4 separate regions of the Mus musculus genome follow, and all the other regions are linked to region 3. A link is a loop called in an ENCODE intact Hi-C map of the cell type or tissue named here. Cell type or tissue: heart. All regions are shown on one strand. Links, peaks and the distances in the headings refer to the core of each region. The heading gives the core; the rest is flanking DNA. Region 1 has its middle 6.4 kb from the start of Id3. Region 2 overlaps Myom3 (myomesin family, member 3). Region 3 has its middle 4.7 kb from the start of Pnrc2. Region 4 overlaps Myom3 (myomesin family, member 3).

Evidence for each region. Hi-C counts contacts between places; a loop is a spot of excess contacts. Peaks named below come from ENCODE experiments on the same cell type or tissue, not always from the same donor. Only the 100,000 strongest peaks of a DNase experiment are listed, where the experiment ranks them.
Region 1: it touches region 3 in a loop (2.5-fold over the local background); 2 of 42 quality-filtered maps call a loop at or near these places.
Region 2: a loop joins it to region 3, with 9 times the contacts of the local background. A loop is called at or near these places in 18 of 42 quality-filtered maps.
Region 4: it touches region 3 in a loop (2.8-fold over the local background); 18 of 42 quality-filtered maps call a loop at or near these places.

The regions. Positions count from the first base shown.
Region 1 is chr4:136,147,567-136,152,969 of GRCm38, reverse strand. No RefSeq gene overlaps it. Among named protein-coding and RNA genes, the nearest start is that of Id3, 6.4 kb to the right of the region's middle. In heart, for the core only: CTCF peaks have their summits at 3,024 (motif pointing right) and 4,500; DNase peaks (open chromatin) are centred at 2,159, 4,009, 4,439, 5,129 and 1 weaker place; H3K4me3 peaks cover 1,199 bases; H3K27ac peaks cover 3,103 bases; H3K27me3 peaks cover 920 bases.
Region 2 is chr4:135,798,504-135,803,906 of GRCm38, reverse strand. Myom3 (myomesin family, member 3) reads right to left here. Exons shown (of 37, transcript NM_001085509.2): 26 at 2,761-2,905; 27 at 2,506-2,565; 28 at 2,124-2,191; 29 at 589-699. Among named protein-coding and RNA genes, the nearest start is that of Myom3, 41 kb to the right of the region's middle. In heart, for the core only: a CTCF peak has its summit at 372 (motif pointing right); a DNase peak (open chromatin) is centred at 2,146.
Region 3 is chr4:135,875,813-135,881,215 of GRCm38, reverse strand. No RefSeq gene overlaps it. Among named protein-coding and RNA genes, the nearest start is that of Pnrc2, 4.7 kb to the right of the region's middle. In heart, for the core only: a CTCF peak has its summit at 3,323 (motif pointing right); DNase peaks (open chromatin) are centred at 4,425 and 5,065; H3K4me3 peaks cover 1,327 bases; H3K27ac peaks cover 1,398 bases.
Region 4 is chr4:135,815,393-135,820,795 of GRCm38, reverse strand. It overlaps Myom3 (myomesin family, member 3), which reads right to left. Exons shown (of 37, transcript NM_001085509.2): 37 at 5,229-5,403. Among named protein-coding and RNA genes, the nearest start is that of Srsf10, 38 kb to the left of the region's middle. In heart, for the core only: a CTCF peak has its summit at 3,372 (motif pointing right); a DNase peak (open chromatin) is centred at 425; H3K27ac peaks cover 263 bases.

The DNA.
Region 1 (5,403 bases), core at 186-5,185, 270 kb before region 3:
CTGGCAGAACAACTTATACACACTTATAGTAAAAATAAACACATCTTAAAAAAAAAAAGTTCAAGGTCATCTTTGGCTATATAGAGAGTTGGAGAGGAGCCTGGAAAGAAGGAAAGGGGGGGGGGCAGGGTAGAAAGGACAGGGGGAAGGGGAGGACAGAGCATGGAGGAGGAGAAGTAGTCTTTGCTGGACTGTTTTGGGTAGGATAGAGGCTGCTCACAGTGAACAGGTCACAGAACCAGGCCCTCCTGATCCCTGACCCTAGAGTCCAGCAGTTTAGTTCCAGGTCTGTACTTATTCCTCTTCCATATGTCCTTGCCTAAGTCATCATCTACCCTGGGACTCTGTTTCTTCTCACGGGATGGCAGAGAGGCACCTCAGACACAGAGAGCAGTTTGTCCGAGGCAGCAGAGCTGAAGTGTGGAGTCCAGCCAATGGCTCCCCGCGCTGTTCGTACCAGTCTGCTCGCCTGGATGGGCGGTGGAGCTGTGGAGAACACACACGCTGGGTAGGTGGTCCTAAGATGCTGAGTTTTTGCCAACAGCAATACCGAAGAAGCTGGGGAGGAGGACCCTATCAGGGGACTTGACACGACACTCCACAGACTCCCTGGTGGGGGACACCCAGGCTCCATCAAGTGCCAGGAGCTTTACTCGTGTCATCAAATATAATCAGTGCATCCATGCAGCTAGGGTCTGGGAGGAAAAATGACTTACCTGTGGTGGCGATGCTGAGACACAACAAAGCCGGGAATCCAGTCAGGGGTGTCTGCTTCCCAGGCGCACAGAAGGAAAACACCAGAAGAGCCGCTGCCACCGGGACCGTTTATATGCTGGGTGGACCTTGTTGTTGTTGTTGTTGTTGTTGTTGTTGTTGTTGTTGTTGTTGTTGTTCTTCTTCTTCTTCTTCTTCTTCTTCTTCTTCTTCTTCTTCTTCTTCTTCTTCTTTGTTTTTTTCTTCCAGACGGTTTCTCTGTGTAGCCCTGGCTGTCCTGGAACTCACTCTGTAGACCAGGCTGGCCTCAAACTCAGAAATCTGCCTGGCTCTGCCTCCCAAGTGCTAGGATCAAAGGTGTGCGCCACCCACTGCCAGGCCTGGTATGGACTTTTGTGGGTTTTGTGTGTGTGCGTACGTGTATGTGCACGGGTGTGTGTATAAGAACATGTATGTGCAGAAGCCAGAGGTCGGAATCAGGCATCTTCTTCCATTGATGACCAACTTATATTTTGAGACAGAGCCTCTCAATGAACCTGGAACTCAGGGACTGGTATAGAATGGCTTACCAGTAAACACCCAGGGTCTTCCTGTCTCTTCCTTCCCTGGTACTAATATTACAGGCATAGGCTGTTGTACCAGCTTCTTATGTGAGTGTTAAGGCTCTTTCCTACCTGAGCCATCTTCCCAGTCTTAAAGTTTTAGCTCAAAGCTCCTTCCCTTTTTACTTGAAGATGCTGGGGACGGTGTTAAGGGTCAACCGGCTACTGCTCATCTGGGTCTCCAAGCTGTGCAAAAAATTCCAAAGCAATGCAGGTGACAAACACACTGGTCACTCCAAGTATACACCAATGGTTTACTTAGGATCCCGAAACCTCATGGAGCAAGATGGGAGGGAGACACGCCCTTCTTTCAGATTGTGTTGGACTGTAAGGTGCTGTGCTCTCCGAATAGGCTCTTTTGAACAATATCCCGCTGTTCTGGTCTATGCAGATGCTTCTGCAGTGAAGGAGGTGATTGGCAGGTTGTAGGACCCCCCACCAGGATAAGTCCCTAGAGACAACCAAGAGATCTGGAAGAGTGAAGCCTGTCACACATCTGGATGCACTCGCAGACCCATACATGAGGATCAGGGTGTGAGTCGGGGAGAGTGTATTTGTCTGTATTGGTGGCCCCCCAAGTCTCCCACATAACCTAGAGGGGCTTGGCACGGGGTACAGAGGCCTTTTGTTGGGGTGCTTTAAAGAGCACAGGCTGCAAACCAAACAGGGCTCAGTAAGAACAAGGTCATGGAGTGGCTGGCTGTGTGACCCTGGGGACTCAGCTGGGCCATAAGCATTCTCTTGCCCTACAATACACACTTCTAGCCCCAAACCCATCCACTGCCAGCTGGCCAGCGACCACCTTGATGTAGGGTAATGAGTTCCGCATGTGTCTATAAGAACTCAGCTCAGCTGCCTGAGCGAGCGTTCTCACAGCCTTCCCCCCCCTCCCAGCTCTGAGGTCCTCTGTGGTCTCCCTTCCTCTGGTTGTTCCTGGCAAGGGAGGCAGGGAAGGGGCTGGCCAGGGACAGAAGACAAGTGCCTTCCTGACCACCCTCTTCCAGAGCCTCTGAGGGGCTGTGCCCTCCAGTAGGCCCTAGCAGTTGCTATATAAGAGCTGTGGGTGAAGTCCTTGGCTTGGCGAGACTCCAGCCCACCCCATCCCCGAAGCAGGAATAATAATAACGACCCCTGCTGGCTGAGGGACACCTCTGTGGTTGGAAAGAGACCTAGGAGAAGAATCCAATCTACAAGGTCTAGGTTAAGTGTTTTCTTTTTCTTCTTTTAGCTTTTTGAGTCAGGGTTTCTCTGTGTAGCCCTGGCTATCCTGGAACTGACTCAGTGAGCCAGGCTGGTGTCAAACTCAGAGATCTTCCTGCCTCTCTTACACTCAGACTTTGTCTTTTATACTTAGACCATTCAGTTTTTCCTGTCCGCTGTTCTTGTTTTAAAACAGTTTGTTTTATGTGCATTAGTGTTCTGCCTGAATGAATGACTGTGTGTGAGTGTTGGATCCCCTGGAACTGGAGTTATGGATGGTCGTGAGCTGCCATTGTGGGTGCTGGGAATTGAACTCAGGACCTCTGGAAGAACAATCAGTGCTCTTGACTGCTGAGCCATCTCTCCAGCCCCCAGCTTGAATTTTTGATCTTTCTACCTCTGTCTTGCAAGTATAGGCATAACAGGTATTCACTGCCACAGCTGACTCCACTTATCTGTTGTTTATTTTAGAGGTTTATTTTCATTATCTGTGTAATATGTGTGCTCATGCCCATGGCTGCCACAAGAGGGCGCTGGATCCCTGGATAGGCAGTATGTGCTGGGAACCAAACTCTGGCTTTCTGGCAAACCAGGATGGTCTTTTTTTTTTTTTTTTTTAAACCGGTGGGCCACCTCTCCAACCCCTTATCTTTATTTATTTATTTATTATTTTTTATTTATTTATTTATTTATTTATTTATTTATTTATTTCGAGACAGGATTTCTCTGTGTAGCCCTGGCTGTCCTGGAACTCACTCTATAGACCAGGCTGGCCTTAAACTCAGAAATCCACCTGCCTCTGCCTCTCAAGTACTGGGATTAAAATCGCGCGCCACCACTGCCCGGCTTATCTTTATTTTTAAGATTAATTCTTGCTTCATATCCTAGACTGACTTTAAACTCAGGATCCTCCAGGCTCAACCTCCTGATGCTAGGCACATGACACCACTTTTTTTTTTTTTAATTCATTTCACGTATGAGTACACTGTAGCTGTCTTCAGATACACCAGAAGAGAGCATTGGATCCCATTGTAAATGGTTGTGAGCCACCATGTGGTTGCTGGAAATTGAACTCAGGACCTCTGGAAGAGCAGCCAGTGCGCCCAACCTCTGAACCATCTCTCCAGCCCATGACACCACAATTTAAGAGTCTTGTCTTCACCTCTAACTCTCTGAATGTCTCTGAGCAGGCCACATATGTCAATTCTGTGAGTCTTTCCATTCCTAACAGGTTTTAGACTTGTGAACAAGTAAGAAAAGGTATTGGGAGGGACAGCAGCTTGCTGCTAAACACACATGGCTCTTGGGTGGTATCCCTTGTACCTTGGACAACATGGGGTTCTATTGACAATAGGGCTTCAGGCCCAAGGAGGCTTCGGCCTGTGACATCTGGCTCAGAATAGCAAGATGCCTGTGAGGAGAGAGGTGTCTCCAGCAGGAAGGTAAGGGTGGCTAAAGTGATGGTGAGCCCGCACCCGGGAGGGATGGAACTCTGAGCTAGGGGAGGAGCTTACGGAAAGTTGCCCCTCCTTATGTAGCTTGTCAAAGGCAACCCCCAAATCTTGGCCTCCGGATGCCCTTATTCTGACCCCACACCTAGTCCATGAGGTCAGACCACAAACTATTACCAAAGTCAGTTGGAACCCCAGTTCGGCCCACCCTCTGACCCATCAGTGGGCTTGCAGACTGACCCCCCCCCCCATCATAATTACAACAACGACCCCTTAGACTTGGCTCGGATTGAATCCTAACTGGAGGGAAAATGATCTGAGAACTCTGGCATGAAGTAGGGTGTCACGGCCGGCTTCGGGCGGGGTTGGGGAGGGAGGACAGGGAAGCCTGGTGGCCAGAGGCCACTCTCGGAAGGTCGGCAAAGCCTCGTGCAGGGCATGTCGCAGGCGCCCGAGGAATGTGCGCTGCCTGAAAGAATGAAGGAAGGAAGGAGCAGGGTGCGATGCAGGCCGCCTCCGGGCCGAGTCAGGAAACCCGAGTTGGGGTGCGGCTGATGCTGCAGCGGCCTGAGCGCCGATGGGGGCAGCACGAGAGCAGTGGGGTCAGTGACTCGGTCGTGTGTGTATGTGTGTGTGTGTGTGTGTGTGTGCACGAGAGCAGTGGGGTCAGTGACTCGGCCGGGTGTGTATGTGTGTGTGTGTGTGTGTGTGTGTGTGTGTGTGTGTGTGCACGAGAGCAGTGGGGTCAGTGACTCGGTCGTGTGTGTATGTGTGTGTGTGTGTGTGTGTGTGTGTGTGTGTGTGTGTGCACGAGAGCAGTGGGGTCAGTGACTCGGCCCGGTGTGTGTGTGTGGGGTGAGGGGGGGTGTGGGCTCCCCCAGGCCGAGTTGGAAGCTGCAAGCCCTTGCTGCTGGCAGAGCAGCGGGGGCGCCGCGAGGCTCCGGATGGGCTGCGAGCCCCGCCCGCAGGCTGCGGAGGGAGCCGGAGCCAGAGTGGAGCCAGAGCTCAGACATCCGGGCGCCAGCGAACACCTGCGAGCGGCCCTCAGGGCCCGCGGGGGGCGGGGGAGCGCGGGCAGCGGGCCGGGGGCGGGGCCGAGCAGGGAGGCGGGGCCCGGAGCTCCGCCTTCCCAGCCACTGGGCCACGTGGGCCGAGAATCGGCCCGGCCCTGGCGCCGCGGAGCCGCTTCTTGCCTGGAGGCGGGCTAGTGGGTAGAGCTGCAGTTTTGCGGGAAAGCCAGAGAGAGAAGTTTTAAGGGTGCAGCCGGGGGGTGAGGGTGGGGGCCCTGGGAAAGAGTGGTAACCACGGACTGCCGTAACTACTCGGAAGACTTAAAATTGAGGAGGAGCGTCCCGTTCTGTGTACTAAGGTGGTGCACTGCCTTCTTGGAAGGCCACCATTACCATGTGTCGCAGACATGAATTTGAATCCCTGCT
Region 2 (5,403 bases), core at 73-5,072, 77 kb after region 3:
CTCTGCACTGGGTATCCTGGAACTCACCTTATAGACCAGGCGGGCCTCAAACTCACAGAACTCTTCCTGCCTCTGCCTCCCAAGTGCTGGGATTAAAGGAGTGAGCTGCTATGCTTGGCTTTAGGGGTTTTGTAGTTGTTGTTTGATTGTTTGTTTGTTTTTAAGACGGACATAGCCTAGGCTAGCCTCAAACACCTTTTGTGTCATTCACACTTCATTTCTGTGGTGCTTTTTGTGTATGCTCAACAAGCTCTCTGCCAGCTGAACCACACTCCCACGTCCTAATATTTATCTTCTAAAAAGCATTCTCTTTAACTATTTTATGTGTTGCATGTATGTCTGTGCACAGTGTGGGTGTAATGCCCATGGAGGCCAGAAGAGGGCGAACTGGAGCTACAGACAGCTGTGAGCATCGGGTCCCCAGCAGCAAGAGCTCTGAGCCAGCTCTCCAGCCCCACCCCCAATCCTTCCTTGACTGGGCTCTGGCGCTTCTGTGTGACCAGCTCTGCTCAGGCTCTTGCCCAGCACTCTTGTCACCATTCAGTGGGCAGCTGAGCAGGGTGAACCCCAAGTCCCACCTGCACTCACCCCCTCAATGGAGAGACTCCCATCTCCGGTCGGCGGGTTGTACTGCCCATGTGGCGCCTCTTTCTTCTGGAAGAACCACTGAAAGCGACTCTCCTTCTTCGTGTTTGTTACCTGAGGAGGACGGGGCATGAGGGAGCTCCATCAGACTTTCCATTTTAAGATAAAAACCCATGCTCTTTTACATGGCTCCTCCCACATGGCCCACCACCGAGACTCCTGGTGCACTAAAGCCAGCGGATCCCTTCCTTAAACTATATGTCTCAAGTCCTGACTTTTGCTAATGTCACTTCCTGCCTCTTGACCTCTTTCACTGTTTTTTTCTTGTGAATACTTAGGCCTCTTGATGAAGTCAGCTGTTACCGCCTCCAGGAAGTCCTCCTTGAAGTATCCCAAAGGGCATAGCCTTGCCTCATAACTAATGAGTTTCCTGAATGTATCTGATCAAGGATAAGGCATGTGGTATTTAGTAATTCTGCCTTGTGCTGTGTCTTCCCAGAGGCCCAAGGGAACTCTGGATGCCCAAGACCTTGCTGAACACTGATGGCATTCTTCTCAGAAAGAGCAGAATGGTGAAGGGGCTTTCTTGCACATTCTCAAAGGACCTGGGCTTTGAGTAAGGGTGACTGGGTTGGGACCTGGCCCCTGACACCTTCATGTCTTCAGTTTGTTACTTGCTTTCCCGCCTCTGAGGCAGCATAGAAAGTGTGAATGAGGGGCTGGAGAGATGGCTCAGAGGTTAAGAGCACTGACTGTCCTTCCAAAGGTCCTGAGTTCAAATCCCAGCAACCACATGGTGGGTCACAACCATCCATAAGAGATCTGACGTGTGGGGAGCGGGTGTGGCGGCAGTCCCAAAGGCGCCAGGGACTGCAGCTAAGTCATATGACTTGCACCTGACTTCCTCATATAAGACACAAACATCTTGAGTGCTGCGCAGGTGTACCAGGATACAGGTGAATCCAATTTGGTGGAGATTTGCCCCTGCTGCCCTGATTAGCTGAAGCCTCGTGACTGGCGAGGGGGCGTGGCCTGCGGTGCGTGGATGAGAGAGAGTATAAAAGGAGTGAGAGGCCCAGGGTTCGGGGGAGATATAAACAAGAAGAATCAGGACTGAATAAACTGCTGTTAGAAGGACTGGTGGTCGCGTCATTCTTGCTGGTCGAGAGCGGGCGCGACACTGACGCCCTCTCCTGGTGTGTCTGAAGACAGCTACAGTATACTTAGATATAATAATAAATAAATCTTAAAAAAAAAAAGTGTGGATGATTCATACAGACACACATGTGTCCATCTGTCTGTCTGACTATGTGTGTGTGTGTGTGTGTGTGTGTGTGTGTGTGTGTGTGTGTGTGTGACTGTGTCTCTCTGTATGCACACTTTCTCCCAGGGGCCACTTCCCAGGCGTGGGATCAGCCAGTCACAGGAGATAGAATCCTAGGGTGGAGTTGGCAAGGATTGGCACTGGGCTTCGGGACAAGTCACAGGTCATGCCTCACTGGACTGATGGCCGGGTTGGAGGAGGGGTGTAGACTTGCCTTGCACGACAGAAGCACTTGGCAGTCATCTGTGACCTTCCAGGTCAAAGGCTCCTGGAAATAGGGACCTGCAAGGGAAAGAGGACAAACCCAGGAGTCATGAGCTTTAAGCTGAACCAGGGCGCCACCTGGTGGCTAGACAGGGGAAAACAGCTGGGACGGAGACTGCCAAAGACTCTGGTCTCCAAGACCAGGGCAAGGACTGCGGTCGGGGGAGCAAGGGGCCTGGGGTCTTCTTAAACGAAGCGAGTTTTAAGGAGACACTGGCCGGCCTCGGGCTTGGAAAATGAAGTTTTATTCTGTTATCAGGGCAGGACTTGACCAGATCATGGTGAACCTCCCTGGCTGGGTTGGTATTTTTCAGCACTGACCAGTGGCTTACCCTGTTTTCTCTTCCAGTCTCTTCTCTTTGCGTCTGCCTTTCTCAGGAGCTTGTCAAATTCTGTGAATACACCGGGAGGAAACGGCATGAGTGAAGAGAGCAAAGGGAACTGGGGTGGGTGGAAGACCAGGGACGTGCTTAGCAGACCTTATAGGCCTGGGGAGCAGGGAATGATGGTGGGGGGTGGGCGGGAAGGATGGGTTCAGGCTGGTGGGGTGGAGCAGGTGTTTCAGGGAGGAGAGGGGCCAGGCTGACCGTCATCCACCAGGGCGAGAGTGATCTGGTTCTTGGCTTTTCCATCTTGGAGCTGGGCGGTGTAGGACCCCTTGTCATCTTCGGAAAGTTGTTGGATGATAACTTCCACTAAGCCCTTCTCTCGGTCAAAGTTGATCTTGCGGTTCTGGCGGAACAAATCCCTGAGTTCTTTTTGGGCATTTCCTGTCCTGGGAGCTCTGTTGGGAGCACACCTCAGGATGCAATCAAGATTGGGGTGCTATGTGCAGAACAGTCAACCTCCAGGGACTGGGGAGGGCTTCCTGGTAGCGTTTCCCTGCTTGAATAAACTGGGAATCCTCAGCATGCCATGCTTGAGTTAATTATAATTTAATAGCTCTGTAGTTGTACTGTGCCCCGGTGGTTATTTTCAACTTCTTTTACAATTAAAAAAATTGTTACATTTTAATCATTTTAATTGTGTGTGTGTGTGTGTGTGTGTGTGTGTGTGGTATGTAGGGGGATGCATAGGCCACAGCACAAGTGTTGAGCTTAGAGTACTACTTACAGAAGTCAGTCCTGTGTTCTTTCTTTCCTTTTTTTTTTTTTTTAGAAAGAATTGTTTATTTTATGTATATTATATGAGTACACTGTAGCTGTCATCAGACACACCAGAAGAGGGCATCAGATCCCATTACAGATGGTTGTGAGCCACCATGTGGTTGCTGGGAATTGAACTCAGGACCCCTGGAAGAGCAGTCAGTGCTTTTAACCACTGAGCCATCTCTCTAGCCCATGTTCTCTTTCTGGGTGGGTGAGTTTTTTTTTTTTTCTTAAAAGATTTCTTTTTATTTTCTGTGTACAGGGTTTTGTCTGCATGTCTGTGCACCATGCACACACAGTACCCGCGGAGGTCAGAAGAAGACATCGGATCCTCTAGAACTGGAGTTAAGGAAGACTGTGAGCTGCCATGTGGGTGCTGGGAACCGAACCTGGGTCCTTTGCCACTGCTCCTAACCACTGAGCAGCCTCGCCAGCTCCCTGGGACCCCCATATTTTTTGAAGCAGGGTCTTATGTACCCAAGGCTAGCCTCAAACTTGCCCTGTAGCTGAGGATGACCCTGATCTTCTGAGCCTCTGTCTCTGCCTCCTGGGCGATGAGGTCACAGGCTGGCATTACCCAGCATTCCCCCTACACTGTAATAAACCCACTCTGTACAACTAACAACCATTTACAGTTTGCTCTACACTAACAGCATACAAGTTTTATTCTCCGAGTTTAGGTCCTTACTACCCTGGCTCTATTTGCATGTATGACAGAAGGGAAGGACCTACTTGGCTGATGACCCAACCAACATCTACTGAAACCACTAGACCAATGGTTCTCAAACCTCCTAATGCTGCGACCCTTCAATACAGCTAGCTCTTCCTGTTGTTGCTATTTCGCTGCTACTTTGTAACCGTAATCTTGCTACTGTTATGAATCATAAGGTAAATCTCTGTGTTTTCCCATGGTCTTCCATGTGAAAGATCATTCAACCCCCACAACGGGTCAAGAGCCATAGGTTGAGAACGTCTGCTCTAGACTTTACAGCGCCTCTGATAATGTGCAGCAGGCTCTATGTGTACTCCTTACACACAGCTTTCAACTATACTCCCTGGTCCGCTCCTGATCCTGGGAAAACCTGCCTGCCCTAGTGTGCAGACACAGACAAAGACACAGAGATGGAGGTGGGGGGAGAGGGGGAGGGAGGGAGGAAGAGAGGGAGGGAGAAAGGGGGAAGGAGGGAGGGAGGGAGAGAGGGAGGGGAGAGAGAGAGAGAGAGAGAGAGAGAGAGAGAGAGTCCCTTTCTCTGGAAGATATATTCCCTCCCTCCCTCCCCTCCCCCTGCTCATCCCTCCCTCCCTCCTTCCCTCCCTCCTTCCCTCCCTCCTTCCCTCCCTCCCTCCTTCCCTCCCTCCCTCCTTCCCTCCCTCCTTCCTTCCCTCCCTCCTTCTCTGGTTCTAATTCAGGGTCTTGCCCACACACGGCATGCGCTCTAGGACTGAGTGGCACCCCAGTCCTAATCCAAGAGTTTGGATGACTGCTTTGCTGTCCTGGAGATGAAGTTCACAAATGACAGGAAACTGTCATAAGACTGTAATCTACTGGTTTTCAGTAAAAATGATTGAATGTCAATAGCCCATTCTAACAACCTACTTACCCTGTCCTTACACATTAGAATGAAAACAGTGTAATAATGTACAAATGTGTTGGCTGTAGATTCTTGGATACAATGTGGTTCTACTGACCTATGCTGCAGCCCCTTGTCCTGATTTGTAACGGGGTGGGGGGTGGGGGGTGGGGGTGGGGAGGGGGAAGCAAACGTTTGGAACAGGAAACCGAGCAGAGAGAAGAAAAGCTCTTCCCTGGGTGTCTGCTAGGCCTGTGAGAAAGTGCTTGCTTTGTATTTACATCTAAAGCAGAGGTTGAAGCTTGGAAAACTGTCAACCCCAGAGAGGTTTTCCCATCTCAGGGATGCTGGGAAGGACATTTTCAAATGGCAATGGGCATGGAAATGTCCACGCACTGGTTAGTAACTGCCCCCCACCCCTACCCCCATCCTCGTACTGAAAGCCAGGCGACCTCGCCTGCACTGCTGAGACAGCCAAAGCGGCCGCTCTGACTAGAATGACAGCTGGCCC
Region 3 (5,403 bases), core at 248-5,247:
AAAATCCCATTTAAAGACTATCCTGATACAGTGCTCATCCTCCAGGGAGCTTAGCTGGGAGAAGCCCTGTGGATCACATGGGCTGGAGTCCAGAAGGACACCTGCTGTGATTTTCAGACCCTTATGTCCCCAATGGAAGAACGTGACAGACACATGGCTGAGGACAGAAATGGAGATAGTTGCCAGGAGTAATGATCTGGGAGAGGGAGACAAACTTTGAACTCAACAGAGAGCTGTTTGTCTGGTTTACATAGTTCGAGGACAGCCAGCCAGGGGCATGTAGAGAGACCCTGTCTTAAAAATAAGAAAAAGAAATCGAGAGAGCTCCTAAAGCAGAGAGAGGTGCTTTGAAGAACAGAGGTTGGCTGGACCGCCAAGACAGGTCCAAGCTTCAAAGGCCTGAGGTCCTGTAAGTGGACTTGCAGTGAGCCATTTGCATAGCATCTGCTCTTGGAGAGTGCAGCGCTGGAGCACGCTCTGTTCTGTTGCACATGGCCCATGCCTGGTCAGGTTGTCCCGTCTTCCTTGGTTGACTGATTGTTTCTCACAGTAATCGTGGCATTGTGCACGGAGCCTTTAGTGGCTGAGCACTCCTCCTTCCAGCCCACCGGGCAGCGGGGGTGCACACTTTTTAAAAAACAGACAAACCAACCAACCAACCAACCTTTTTGGGGTTCTTTGTGAATTTCACATCATCCACCCCAATCCCACTCAACCCCCCAACCCTTTGCATTTGCTCTCTGCACCCCTCACCTCCAAAAGAAAACCGGGACTCCTCTTGGATCCCCAGCTGTTTGCCCTGTGTCATGGAGATCCTGCAGCTTTGGACCTGCAGGACCGGCCCCTGACTTCATGCACTCCAGCAGTTCATAGGTGGGGTAGATGCTGGAGTGGGCCAGCTCAAAGCCCTGGATGGTAGCTGAGTTGGTCAGCTTGCCAGCTCTCCTACAGATGGTACACAGCTTTTAATCCCAGCATGGAGGCAGAGGCCGGTGGATCTGAGCTGCAGGCCAGCCTAGGCTACAGAGCAAGTTCCAAGACAGCCGGGGTTACAACACTCACTGTTATTGTCCAAACCGAGTTATTTGTTTCGTGGGTGAGGCTGGGTTTGAACCTAGAGCGGTGTGCATGTTAGACCAGCAATATACCACTGAACTATATGTCCCCAACTCAGTACATGTGAGTTGTGGGGCAGCCTGGACCACACTGGGAGACCCTCCCCCTAGGGCAGGAGAGAATCACTTCCTGGTCTTACACGCGTTCTCGCGACCGGCCAGGAAGAACACAGCAAACCAGAATCTTCTGCGGCAAAACTTTATTGCTTACATCTTCAGGAGCAAGAGTGCAAGAGAGAGAGCAAGAGAGAGAAAGAAAGCAAGAAAAAGAACAAGAACAAGAAAGCAAGAGCAAGAGAGAGAAAAAGCAAGAACAAGAGAGAGAAAAAAAACAAGAGCAAGAAGAACAACAAGAGCAAGAGAGAGAAAAAGAATGGCAAAACCCCGTCCCTTTTAAGGAGAATTATCCTCCGCCTAGGACGTATTACTCCCTGATTGGCTGCAGCCCATCGGCCCAGTTGTCATCACGAGAAAGGCAGAACACATGGCGGGAAAACTGCCCCTGCACGTGTGCAGATTATGTTTACCACTTAGAACACAGCTGTCAGCGCCATCTTATAATGGCAAATGTGAGGGCGGCTCCCAACATCCTGGGACTCAGAGCTGTTGACCCTCTTGTTGCTGCTGTTCCCAAGAGTGAGAATGTCAATGGCTGTCGTTGGGCCAAGCTATTTAATCCTCTATGGGAATGAGTCTTTGTCCGTGGTAGCCTGACTTTCGAAGTCTCTCTCAAAATCAATGCCACAAGGCAGACAACAAATGTTAGCCTGCTCTAGTGAGTGGAAAATTAACAGATGTTCATGGATCAACTGACAAGTCTACAGCCGTGGACGATGTTGACTTAAATGAGTCGGGAGACCTCATTACTGTCATATTTGGTGGGGCAAAGAGCTGTCCTATGGGGCTTCTTGTACAAGAGGCCACATATGGTATGTGACCTTAAAGAACACTTTAAAAAAACAAACAAACAATTTCCATTATTTCACCAGCTCATCTTACAGATCCAAGGTCAGAGGAACAGCCATTACTAACAAGGAAGAACAGTGACTCCAGAGCTGGGATGTGACCTGAACGCTGGTGCTAGGGACTTAAATGGACACATAATTTTTAAATTAAAAAAAAAAGTTGTTTTTTTTTTTTTTTTTTTTTTTTTTTTTTTGGTTTTTGGAGACAGGGTTTCTCTGTGTAGCCCTGGCTGTTTTAGAACTCCCTCTGTAGATCAGGCTGGCCTCAGACTCAGAAATCCACCTGCCTCTGCCTCCCGAGTGCTAGGATTAAAGGCGTGCGCCACCATGACCTGGCACAACATATAACTTCTTTATCTTTCCTCTCTCTCTCTGTATGTGTGTGTATACATGTTCATATGTGGGCACACATGCATGTCTGTGTGGATGCTTTGTAGCAGCTACATTAGAGACTGAGTATCTTCTTCAGTCACTCTCTTATATTATGTTTTGAGAACCCAGAGTTTAGCAATTGGCTAGGCTGGCCGGCCAGTGAGCCCTGGGAATCCACCTGTCTCTGCGCTCCTTGAATCCAGCACTGCGGTTACATCCCTGCATAGCAGAGCCTAGATTTTAATGTGAGTTCTAATTTTAGGTCCCCATGCCTGTGTCTGAAGTATTTAACTGTTTGAGCCAGCTCTCCAGTCTCTACATAGTTTATAGAAGGTGTTTGGTAACACATACTAAAAGCTTTACTGTCTACTTTTCTGTTGTTAAGATAAAACCAGGTTGAGCCGGGCATGGTGGTGCACGCCTTTAATCCTAGCACTCGGGAGGCAGAGGCAGGCGGATTTCTGAGTTCGAGGCCAGCCTGGTCTACAGAGTGAGTTCCAGGACAGCCAGGGCTATACAGAGAAACCCTGTCTCGAAAAACAAAACAACCCAAAAACAACAACAAAAAAAAAACAAACAAAAAAAAAAACACCCCAGGTTGAGTGTCAAGGCCGGTACGTGCAGGAAGGAACTGAAGCAGAGGTCTTAGAGGGACTCTGCCTATTGGCCTGCTTCTTGTGGCTTGTTCAGCTTGTTTTCCTATAGAACCCAGGACCACTGGCCCAGGCAGGGGTGGCACCACCCACAGTGGACTGGGTCCTCCCATTTAACCACTAATAAGAAAAAATTCCCGGGGCTGGAGAGATGGCTCAGAGGTTAAGAGCAATGACTATTCTTCCAGATGTCCCAAGTTAAATTCCCAGCAACCACAAGGTGGCTCACAACCATCTGTAATGGGATCTGATGTGCTCTTTTGGTGTGCCTGAAGACAGCTACAGTGTTATTCATATATATTAAATAGATAAATTAAAAAAAAAAGGCAGGGCATGGTGGCACACGCCTTTAATCCCAGTACTTGGGAGGCAGAGGCAGGTGGATTTCTTAGTTCCAGGCCAGCCTGGTCTACAAAGTGAGTTCCAGGACAGCCTGGGCTATACAGAGAAACCCTGTCTCGAAAAACAAACAAACAAACAAACAAACAAACAAACGACAAAATTCCCAACAGACTTGTCCTCAGACCAATCTGATGACTTTTTTTTCAGCATAGTTCCCTCTTCCCAGGTGATCCTAGCTTGTGTCAAGTTGATAAAAAATTAACCACACTTAACCTATATGTTTACCTCATGACCTAATAATTTTGTAGCTTGGAATTTGAGGGAAATTTATTTAAGGAAATTAAAATTTGTAAGTATATCTAGCTCAGCCTATAATAATAATAAAAAAACCTGCAAACACTGGCTGGCCATGAAATTAATTGCATATGGCCATAGCATACAATTCTAATAACCACACAAGTATGTTGTTTCCAAAAGCATAAATAAATTAGGCTGGGCATGGTGGCACATAGCTGCAGACCCGGCTGTTGGGAAGTGCAGATAGCAAGGCCATTCAAGGACACTCAGTTGCAAAGCAAGTTTGAGGCCAGCCTGGGGTATGAGATCCGGTTCAAACAACAACCCCCTACTGCAACAAACCTAAGCTAAATCATCTTGTTTAGGAAATGCCTTCTTATGTGTTGTTGAGAGCGACACAGCAAACAAGGACTCCAGACACACCGCTCCATGATAGGGGACTGCCAGAGAGTAACTCAGATTCCTGAGTGAGAGACTGGACTCAGCTGGACTGAACCATGCACAGGCCCATCTCCCAGGGCTGTGAATGTGGGTGTCAGTCGGTAGAGATCAGGCAGGGCTCTTTAAGGTCTTGCAGGCTGAAGCCCTCCCCGGAGCATCACGAGAGCCAGAGCCGTGGGAGTTTCCCACGGACATCCTGTGCTGCCTCCATTTGGTAATTAGAATCAGGTGACTGCCGCGGCTGACAATAGACTTGCAAGTTCTCCCGAATGTGTGAACGTGTAGAAACCAGCCCCAGATGCTTCCTCAGGAAACGAAAGCACGCGGTGAGAAAGGAGGCGTGGGGCTTCATACTAGTTTGGTAACACTAATGAGAGCGTGAGCTGTCTCTGAGAGCCCGGGCTCCTCCTAGCAGGCCTGCCTGCAGACATTCAAAGTGACCCCGAATTTACAAACAAGCTTGAAGAAGAAAGAACAAACAAGTGACAAGCTCTTGAGTCAGTAGATTAGAGACTTGTATAGGTGTGGCCCACAGGGTGACTGTGCCAACAACCCCCCCCCCCCCGCGTTGGAGTCTAAACAATAGACCTCGGGTGTCATTTGACTTCCCTCTTTGTACTTCTATTTAGATTAGGCAGGGGAATGCTTCTCTTCTCTGTCTCTCTCTCTGGATGGGCACACGCTGTTGAGGCCAGAAGTTATTTGCACTGGACATTCTCGATGGCTCTGTACATTGTCTGCTTACATTATTTCCTCATTTATGGTGTTGGCATGTGTGTGCCACGGCATGGTGTGGATGTCATAGGAAACGTTGTAGGAGTTTGTTCTCTCCTTCCACCATGGAGGTCCCAGAACTCAGGTTGGCAGGCTCGAGGGGGAGGGGCGTGGGAGTGGCTTGACCTGCTAATCAACCTCACCAGCTTCTCCTTTTTTGCTTTTGTTTTGGACACAGGATCACAGTAAGCCTGGCTGGCCCTGACCTCTGAGATTCTCCTGCCTCCACCTCCCAGAGTGCTGGAGTTAGGAGGGCTATCACTATGCCCTTCATTTTGTTCTTTGAGATGAGTTCCCTAACTGAACTTGGGGCTCACTGGCTAGAGATTACGCACTTCCCACAGCAGTTACAAACTTCTATGTGAGCCACTCTAGTCCCTGCCCCCTTTACAATTTACAATTAAGAGTCCTCTGTGGAAAAACCTTCAAGCTATACCTTCTTAA
Region 4 (5,403 bases), core at 264-5,263, 60 kb after region 3:
GGATTTCTGAGTTTCGAGGCCAGCCTGGTCTACAGAGTGAGTTCCAGGACAGGCTACACAGAGAAACCCTGTCTCATGAAAACCAAAATAAATAAATAAATAAATAAATAAATAAATAAATAAATAAATAAATATTAATATATGTACTTTTTGAGACAGGGTCTCTACTGTGTAGCCTGGCCTGGAAGTCGCTATTGTAGCTCATACTGTCCCTACTCTCACAGAAACCCTTCTGCCTCAGCCTTCCTCGTTCCCAGATTACTGATGTGAGCCACCAAATCCCACTAAGAAACTTTCGCATTTCTCTCCTTCATCTTACACCAGAGCATTTAAAGCGAAACCGAAAAGCCAGAGACTAACTTCCTCGTGAACAGTCCCCACTGGGAAGGCAAAGGCCTGCGAACTTCTCTTTCTGCAGGGCATCTGGTACAGGACAGGTCACTGGAAAAGGTCTGCGCAGGGCTGGCGGATTTCTGGGAGGCCGGGAGGCGGGACACATTCCTCGGGGCTGTGTCATTTGTTTTGCCCTTACCCAAGGCCTTCCTCTGCTCAACTGTCTCCAGCCCCCAGCGTCTGCTGTTCCATTTTCTCAAACACTGAAAAATCAAGTATCTGGTTTCCCCTCGCTGCTGCAGACATCTGAGGAATGCTGCTTTAGAAACTGTTTTTTTTTTTTTTTTTTTGGCGTGAAAAATGTCACGTTGCTTAAAGCTATTTGGAATTTTTAAACGTTAATTAAAGGTTTAAACATTAAGGTGGGGGCAGTTAAATATTGACACCTGGAGCCTCAACAGAATCCTAGCAGTAATTATTACACGGGCCTACCACTTCCTGCCTGTCAGGCTCTTCCGTTAAATGCTTTGTCCACACTGGGCCAAAAATTGCATGCTTGCTTGCTTATCTATCTATCATCTATCTATCTATCTATCTATCTATCTATCTATCTATCTATCTATCTATCTATTTATTGTGACAGGGTTTCTCTGTATAGCCCTGGCTGTCCTAGAACTCACTTTGTTTTGTTTTGTTTTGTTTTCTGGTTTTTCGAGATAAGGTTTCTCTGCATAGCCCTGGCTGTCCTGGAACTCACTTTGTAGACCAGGCTGGCCTCGAACTCAGAAATCCGCCTGCCTCTGCCTCCCAAGTGCTGGGATCAAAGGCGTGCGCCACCACGCCCGGCTTGCATGCTGCTTATTGTGTGAAGGGCAGCAGAGCTAGTGTAGGGAGAAGAGGCGTGTTAATGAGGGGACCCGACTGGCTGCCTCTGCTTCCTCCAACCAGCACATCTGGCCTGGGCTTTTTGGAAGACTGAGGTCCTGGGACATCCATTAGGGTGCTCAGGAGAATTTTTTTGCTTATGTGCTGTTGGTTAAGAGTCAAATTTCCTTGTTTTACAGTGTCCCACACAGGGGATCAGTAGTCAGGTTAGGTGATCTGAGCTCTTCCCAGAAGTTAGACAAGGAACACTAGGGAAGGCTGACGTTTGGAATCAGCCAAGCAACAGAGATGCTGGGAAGGAGGAGGCAGGAGGCAGGGGGGTCTTCGAGCAGTTGGGAAGGGAGAGTCAGGGATGCACAGGCTTCCAAACTCCTAGATATAAATGAGATCAAGTTGGGCAGTCATTGGGCCATGCTACAGAGGGCCAAGGTTCAAGGAATATAGAAGCTGGAGATGGAAAAAACCCACAGGAGGTTGTTGGCTCATAGCCTTCAGTGAGACTCTCCCCTCACATGGGTCCTGTCCCTGTGGTACTGTAGATCTCCTTAGGACTGAATGTAAGACATCTGAGGGACAGTGGGAGGTCACTGATTGTCAACTTGGTGAGCTCTAAAATGACCTGGAAGATGGGCCTCCAAGAATGTCTTCAAGGAATTATCTCAACTGGGAAAACCTGCCCACTGTGGGTGGCACAATTCCCTAGGCAGGAGCTCCAGTGCTGTATACAAGGTATCCTGCTAAGCCCTGACACACATACATTCATCCACCACTCCATGTTCCTCGCTGCAGATGGGAGGAGAGCAGCTGCTTCCAATTCCTGCCGCTTTGCATCCCCTGCCATGACAGACTAGTCCTCTGAGAGGTGAGCTAGAATTAACCCTTTCTCCCTTAAGATACTTTTGTCTATCAGGGTCACAACAACCAGAAAAGAGCCTCAGACAGCTCTTCAGCCTCCATGGGGGAAGGGAGGGGGGCTGTACCCAGAGAACTGTTCTTTAGACCTGGGGCCTCAGCCATCTGTTCTATTAAAACATTGTTGTCACCCCATTCTACCAATAATTAACAGACTCTCTTTGGCCCGTCTGTCAGAGAAGTTGAGGTCACAGGGCATATTGCTCTCCCTAATGATGGAGAGACAGACAGGTGAACATAGGGACCTCACGGGGACTGGGGAACCAGTGCTGTGGTCCAGATATGAGTTTCAAAAGATGATTCATGGGAGACTCAGTCTACCAGGCCAGAGGGAGGACTCGGGTGGATCCAGCCCTCGGGGAGTTCCCCCTCTTTTGTTTTACCTGAAGGCGTTAGGCCATGTCCTCACAGTGAAGAGCTGAGAAAATTCTTGTCCAACTCCATTAGGAGGAGGAAAACGGAACCAGTTTTTTTGTTTGTTTGTTTGTTTGTTTTTTTTAAACACACTAGGGCGTGAGAGGACCTGTCCCTAGCACTGCTGTTTCACCAGGTTCTATTCAGCGGAGGGAAGTGAGAACACCCAATTCCAGCGTGTAGTTTTCCTATCTTACCGTGGGAAGCGAGAGAGAAGCACATGGTGTGGGGGGCACAGGTTCTCTCTAACTGGAGATTCAGCTCAGTTGGCAAAGTGCTTACTTAACACGACGTCCTGGGTTCACTCCCCAGCACTTCATAAACTGGATATGCTTGGGAAATTATGGCAGAGGTCATCCTTGGCTACATAGCCTGATAAAGGCCAGCCTGGGCTACATGAGACTGCCCCTCCTCCCAAGTCTGAGACCCAGTCACACACCGGATAATAATATTTCCCCTCCCCCACACTTTATACGTCCCTTCAGCACTAAAAGCCTGCTTATTATTTCTGACATCATTTTGACCTCGTTTGTCTGGTCTGTCTTTCCACAGTAAACCACAAAGCCACTCTAAAGGGCAGACTGTGCGTTAGAGATGGGATAGACAGAAGAATCAGGCTCTGGGATGCCCAGGATATTGGAATTATCAGATCAGGAATTTCTAAAAAGAATCTCACCTATGATTGACATATTGCAGAGGCTCTAAAGCAGCAGCAGGGACCGGCTTCTGTCCCCAGATTGGTTTGTCACCTAATTAAGACACCCCATTTCCCCCAGGGTAGGCTTTCCCATAGTGGCTTCTTAGAGTGCAAAACCAAACCACGTCAACAGGGGGCGCTCACACCATCTTCCATTACGGCTAATAGACTTTCGCTGAAATGGTCTATAGACCCAGGAAAGCGGCAAAGATTCCTTTCAGAGATTTCAAAATGTGAACAGGAGGTTGGGCCAGGAGGGAACTTTTTCTCTATACCACATTTTCATAGGATAGGGAAAGCAAAGGAGAACAGAGTCGTGGAAGTAATAATAAAAAGAAAATTTGGTGTCAGCTGGACAGTCCCTAGAAATTGCTTTTGATAGTCTTGTTTTCGTGTCTGTCTACCTAGTTATCTATTCTTGTGTGGCAGGGCATGCACGTGTACCGAGGCACCCGTCTGAAGTCAGATAACAACTTCTAACAGTTGGTTCTCTCCTCCCACATCTGTTGTTGCAGCAAGGATCCTTGTCTCTACCGTGTTGCAAGCTCTAGGTGATCTAGCCTGCTGCTTCTGGAAGATTCTGCCATCTCTGCCTCCCATGTTGATGTAAGGGTTCTGGGATGACATCTGGCTTCTTCATGTGGCTCCCAGGATTGAGCTTGGGTTGTCAAGCGTAGAAGGCAATTACTTTTATCCACCGAGTCTTTTCTTCCTTCCTTCCTTCCTTCCTTCCTTCCTTCCTTCCTTCCTTCCTTCCTTCCTTCCTCTCTCTCTCTTTCTTTTTTTTTTTTTAAAGATTTATTATTATACATAAGTTCACTGTAGCTGACTTCACACACACCAGAAGGTGTCAGATCTCATTACGGGTGGTTGTAAGCCACCATGTGGTTGCTGGGATTTGAACTCAGGACCTTCGGAAGAGCAGTCAGTGCCTTCACCTGCTGAGCCATCTCTCCAGCCCCCGAGTCTTTTCTCTAGCTCCTATTTTTATTAATTATTATTTATGCACGCATGTATGTGTGCAAGATGCATGTGGGTGTGTGCACACGTGGAGGTCAAAGGGCGAGTCTGTGGAGTTAGTTCTGTCTTTTCATTTTTACGTGGGATCCAACTCAGGTTATCATGTTTGCCAACTGAGCACTTCACCCATGGAGGGATCTCCCCAGCTCCCTACTTTTTAAATCCGTTCATTAAAAATATTTTTGAAAGCCGGGCATGGTGGCGCATGCCTTTAAACACAGCACTTGGGAGGCAGAGGCAGGTGGATTTCTGAGTTTGAAGCCAGCCTGGTCTACAAAGTGAGTTCCAGGACATCCAGGGCTACACAGAGAAACCCTGTCTTGAAAAACAAACAAACAAACAAACAAACAAACAAACAAAACAAAACAAACAAACAAACAAATCCAAGACAGGTCTTATGTAGCTCAGGCTGGTTTTGAACTATGTAGGTGAGGATGGCTTTGAACTCATGACTCTCCATCTCCAAGGTTCTGAGACTTCAGGCATCTGTCACCTGACCCGCTGGTCTTGTTTTATAGATGGGAAACAGGCTCAGAGAGAGAAAAAGGACTTGGCTAGCGGGCAGAAAGGAATGTGCAGTCCAGAGGTGTTTGCAGGTGAGTCGAAGCCTTGAGGCCTGAGAACCTGAGTCTGACTTCCAGAACTCACATGATGGGAGGAGAGAACCGACTTCCATAGTTCTTTCTCTAGCCTCACATGTGTGCCATGGTGTGTCTATGTGTACATACACAAATTAAAAAGTAATAAAAAAGATCTGATGGCTCCCCAAACTTTCACCAGGACCTTCCCCCCACCCCCACCCCTATCTCCCCTCATCTGAGAACTCATTCATCACCATGAAGCCCAGAACAGGAGCCCCTGAGGGCTGCCAGGATCCACCGTACTCCACTGGGTGATGAGCTGCCAAGCTGATGAACGGTTCATTTTGTCTCTCAATTCCAAAGTCATTTCAGAGACCACGGGTGCTGCCTCTTGATGAAAATACAGATTGTCTTTTTTTTATTTCCTCCTTTATAATTTCCAAAATCATCTAAGATTTGGCAGCAAACAGCTAGAATTTGATAACTCCTCCCTCCCTCCCACATCTTGTTGGAGGAAGTCGGAAGGCAGAGAAATGTCCAGTTGTGTACCGAGATCCACTG